2 separate regions of the Homo sapiens genome follow, and region 2 is linked to region 1. The links are chromatin loops, found by intact Hi-C in ENCODE. Cell type or tissue: OCI-LY7. All regions are shown on one strand.

Region 1 (2,500 bases):
AGAAAGAATAAAAGCAGCAACTCAAAACTTTTATTCTTGGATGTCACAAGAATTGATCTTGTTGCTCCCTTGAAGCATCAGCCTTAAGTGAGTTCTGAGGAACATTAATTCCTGGGTGTACCAATAGGTGCTACCAGGAAAAAGAAAAACAAGTTTTAGGGACAAGTATGTTTGAGAAGCACTTGGTTTTGGAAAGTTAATAGATTCATTGCGGCAGAACTTCACAGAGCTTTTGGTGTGTTGATGCATATTGCCAATCTCCCAGATAAAATGGGGAGGAATATAGGATTCAATATTTTCCTAATTTATTTGGGTCCTGCACCCTGAAGGGACCCTTGATCTGTAGAACTTATTCAGTTTTCATTTCACCTCAGTGAAGCAGGTGATTAATTTTTTTTTAACAGCTGAGAACACTGAATTTTAGAGCATGAAAACCAAAGTTATCCCATTAGTTACTGATTAGGCTATGAATACTATCACCATAATATTAAAAGTGTTGATTAAACTTCTACTTTATATTATATTTAGAAATCAGAATTTTTGTTCACCATGAATAAGTCTCAACATAAGGGAATATTCTTATTGTCTCTTTGGCCCTCAGTTTATGCTTCTGGTATGATAGAAATATTGGTAATATGATATAGTAACTTTTTGCCAATATTCAAAAATTGTATTACATGTTAATATTAATAATGTAATATGTAATAGAGAGGCCATTTGGGGAGAATGCCAAAATATCTGACCAAAGCAAGCATACTGTCTTTTAAAAATTATTTAACAGACGATCGTGTGCTGGCTAAATTTTCTAGTGTAGACACCCATTGTTGGAAGCCTTTGTAATAATCCTTTATTAAGGTTAATGATAATATTAATTCCAAAGGACATATTTCTTAAATAACAAAACCAAAGGCTTTGTGTCTGTCTTTAAAAATGAAGGATAATGTCCTACTTTATCAATCTGGATCAATAAAATGTAGAAACAAATGGAAATTTTAGCTATATCATAATAAAAAAAAGTCCAGGAATTTCTCAGAGATTTTTAAATGGTCATTTTTAGAGGTTCGTCGGGTTGGATACAACATTGCTCAGTTCTGGTCATTAATATTGGTTAAGTTATTATTGGGGATCTAGTTTTTAAAAAATTTTCTTTATCTGGGCTGGGTGCGGTGACTCACATCTGTAATTAATCCCAGCACTTTGGGAGGCCGAGGTGGGCAGATCGTGAGGTCAGGAGTTCGAGACCAGCCTGACCAACATGGTGAAACCCCATCTTTACTAAAAATACAAAAATTAGCCAGGTGTGGTGGCATGCGCCTGTAATCTCGGCTACTCAGGAGGCTGAGGCAGGAGAATCGCTTAAACCCGGGAGGCAGAGGCTGCAGTGAACCGAGGTGGCGCCACTGCACTCCACCCTGGGCAAGACTCTATCTCAAAAAAATAAAAAAAAATTTATCTGGTAGATGTCATTCCAGTTAGTGATTTGCTGTTAGAATTCATGAAATTGAAATTGTAAGCTCCAGAGCTGACCTGCTTATCACTTCAGTAAATAATTACCCTCCATGGGTCTCAGATTTTTAATAATCAAATAGCACCATGTATCTTGATGTACAAAGCATGTATAAAAATATTGTTGGATAAAAAAGAAAGTTTCATTTTATGGTTCTCTGTTTTTCTTATCTCTTCAAATAGGGTAGGAACGATGACTTATATTTTTATTCTAATGCTGCAGTGACTAGAATAGTAAATGACACTTTATATATCCAATTAATACTTGATGTATTCTTTAGATTTAATTATTTATTAGCAACACTTCTATCTACAAGATGTGACCTTATTCTTCTGTACCTCATGGGAATATTTCAAAGATAAAAGGAAGTAATGCTACCAATGTGAAGATATTTAAGCAATGTCCCCTTAGAACTGAGGTTCCTGCATAATGTTAGTTCTTTGGAAAAAGTATTTAGTCGTCATGCATGTTGAAACGATGGTGTGTCATACTACAGTTCCCTCTTCAAGCACATTTTAAAAGCTCTGAATAATTCTGCAATAAACAAACCAGCTTAAGTTTATTTAACACTTTGTTTCACAAACTTATTTGGGAATGGCAGGGCCCTATTTACTTGTAATATGCATTAACATCTCTTTGAATTAATGGTCAACAGAACAAACTTTGGGAAATACCAAGTTCAAGTATGTTGTAAATCCAGGGGATTGGTGGTTAAGGGCATTTACTTATCGAGTGCCCACTGTATGTCAAATAATGTGCTACGTGTTGGGATAAAAATTGGGTTCCTGCTGTTGCTGAGCTCACAGTCTTATAGAGGAAACCAACATGCAAGGTATAATTACAGTCCAAGGACTCATGATATGTAGCACACACACTTCTGTGTTTTGCTCAGACGGTGATCAGCTGGTGAGGCTCACTCGGCAGCCACGTGAGGGGCTCAGCAGCCTCACACACTGTGTGCCACTCATTTTCCATCCCGACCTTTCCCTGCTT
Region 2 (2,500 bases), 1.8 Mb after region 1:
CATCTCTACTCAAAATACAAAAGTTAGCCAGGCATGGTGGCACATGCCTGTACCCCCAGTTACTTGGGAGGCTGAGGCAGGAGACTCAAGAATCACTTGAACCCAGGAGGCAGAGATTACAGTGAGCCGAGATTGTGCTGCTGCACTCCAGCCTGGGGTGACAGAGCGAGACTCTGTCTCAAAAAAATGTAATAAATAAATAAATAAATGGAGAGTGAGATAAACTCAAGATTGATCCAAGTATGTTGGAGAAACCAGAGTGCATCTCATTTACTGTACTCATCTAAAGGTTCTGTCATGGAAACTATGTCAATGAGAAAACATAACACAATAAGTATGGCAAGAACATATTCTTGCATGTCAGAATTTAGTTGGGAATTTATGAGGAAAGTAATCTTTTTCAATGTGACAAGTGTTTGTGGTTTAGAGTTCATAGAAAATAATTTTGAAATAGCTTGATCATTTTTGACCCACTTTCAGTAATATAATTCACACGTAAACAAAAACCCAGTGGGCAAAGTTTTGATTCTTTAATGTATTAAGTAGGAACTTTCCTTAACTAAAAACATAAAATAGTCAAAATCAATTGAAAGTACATGTGACTTAAAGTATTCAAAAACAACACATAATTTAGGTTAGGAAACAATTAGAATTTGGAAGGATGCATAAGAGTGAAAAAATTAAATGTTTTGTCAATATTGTACTCAGAGTCTTGAAAAGAAGATAGCTATGTAGAACATTTATAAACAGTGTTTATGTTTTAAGTGAAATATGTGCCGAAATTTATGTAATATCTGGGACAGATAGACTATTGGCATGAACTCATATTGCAGTTTCTGAATATGTCACCTGATGAACTAAATTTATGTGAAAAATGCAAATATAGCATGAAGATAAATAGTATTCCAATGAATAAAAAATATTAAGGTATCATGATTTATTAGCTCAGTTATAGAAAATGCAAGTATAACCGCTACACTTGATAGCAGTTTCTTGTTTGAAGATAAAACTGTACTGTCAGACTACTCTTCTTAGCTAAAATACAAAGACAATAAAAAAATTTAAAAACTATATCCTCCATTTTTTTGTTAAAATTAGAAAACAGCTAAGATCCTGGAAAGCCAAATGGGTGGATGGTTTTGTGAAGGCTGAATGAAGACTGAGTAGGATGCATTGAGAAAAGGCCCCACAACCACAGATCTCCTAAGAGTCCAGCTAAATTATTCTTCTGACAGTTGAGGCGCAAAACCCCGAGATGCCAGAAATATCTTACTTCTTACCATAAAATTAGGTTTGCAGGTGCATCTGCAGGTGGCAGCTGATGTTCTAGACCCAAAGGCAAGGCTAAGTAAAGAACCACTCACAGGAAGCACAGTCTGTCTCTTTGACAGAGCAGGAGGAGAGTATCTTTTCATTTTTAAGATCGTCAGCTGCCCATCTTCACTAGTAGGAAAGACGTTAACAGCTAAGTGAATTAATGGGCAAAACTCTGTATCCTAAGAATATGCCCAGATGGTTGTGAAAGTCGTTGTGGTACTTTTCAATCAGGTGAATGCCGTATCAAATAGCTTGTCCAAGCAAAACTTCTTTTAGATAATTTTTTTTTCTATAACTGAGCTCATAAATCATGAGTTCAATGATGAGTTAAGAAAGAAAAAGTACAGAAGCTTTAGAAATATAATGCAGGAAAATAATCAGAAAAAATTGGCAGAAAATAAAATAGGAGATGAAGAATGCATGCCAGAAACATAGAATGAGAAGCAGAAGAAAATGGCATTTTACTATGAATTTTTAAAAATCTCTGTGAAGCAAAAGCACCAAATCAATAATGAAGGAGCTTAGGAAGAGATAAACAAGAAAAAAGAACTATGAACTGGCAGAGTGCAGCAAGGAAATGAAATAAATAAAATGAATCCAGGAAAAGAGAGAAATTATAAGAAGCAGGACTCGATACTGCTGAAAACAAAGTAATAGACATAGTAGGATAAATAAAAACACATCTAACATGAAAATAGTTTAGCATAAAGTTTTTAAAGGGTTTAGAGGTTAATCAATAGATACATACTGTAGTTTTCTATTGACTAGAGTTAGCATGGTGTGCCCTTTCCACCTTTTTACTTTTAACTGTTATCTTTACATTTAAAGCATATATTTTGTAAACAGTATATAGTTTGATCTTATTTTTTATTCAATATAAACATCTCTATCTTTTCCTTGGGTGTTTATAATTTTAAATTTTTGTAATTATTGATTTTAATATGTCCTGTTCGTTAGATTTAATTGAATCATCTAACTATTCGATTCCTATTTGTTTCATGTGTTCTTTATTTACTTGTTTTGGTCTTCTTTCAGATAAATTGAGTTTTTGTTGTTGTTGTTGTTGTTTTTGACGGAGTCTTGCTCTGTCACCTAGGCTGGAGTGCAGTGGCATGATCTCAGCTCACTGCAACCTCTGTCTCCCGGGTTCAAGAGATTCTACTGCCTCAGCCTCCTGAGTAGC

Evidence for each region. A loop is a pair of places that touch in the nucleus more often than their neighbours do. Peaks named below come from ENCODE experiments on the same cell type or tissue, not always from the same donor. Only the 100,000 strongest peaks of a DNase experiment are listed, where the experiment ranks them.
Region 2: it touches region 1 in a loop (11-fold over the local background); 1 of 110 quality-filtered maps calls a loop at or near these places.

Annotation. Positions count from the first base shown.
Region 1 is chr13:39,588,064-39,590,563 of GRCh38, reverse strand. The region is part of intron 2 of LHFPL6 (LHFPL tetraspan subfamily member 6); the gene reads left to right. Among named protein-coding and RNA genes, the nearest start is that of LHFPL6, 14 kb to the left of the region's middle. In OCI-LY7, a CTCF peak has its summit at 1,444; DNase peaks (open chromatin) are centred at 1,403 and 2,393; H3K4me3 peaks cover 1,542 bases; H3K27ac peaks cover 2,111 bases.
Region 2 is chr13:37,832,425-37,834,924 of GRCh38, reverse strand. The region is part of intron 1 of TRPC4 (transient receptor potential cation channel subfamily C member 4); the gene reads left to right. Among named protein-coding and RNA genes, the nearest start is that of TRPC4, 36 kb to the left of the region's middle. In OCI-LY7, no CTCF peak of the experiment used is centred here; a DNase peak (open chromatin) is centred at 1,304; H3K4me3 peaks cover 1,772 bases; H3K27ac peaks cover 2,500 bases.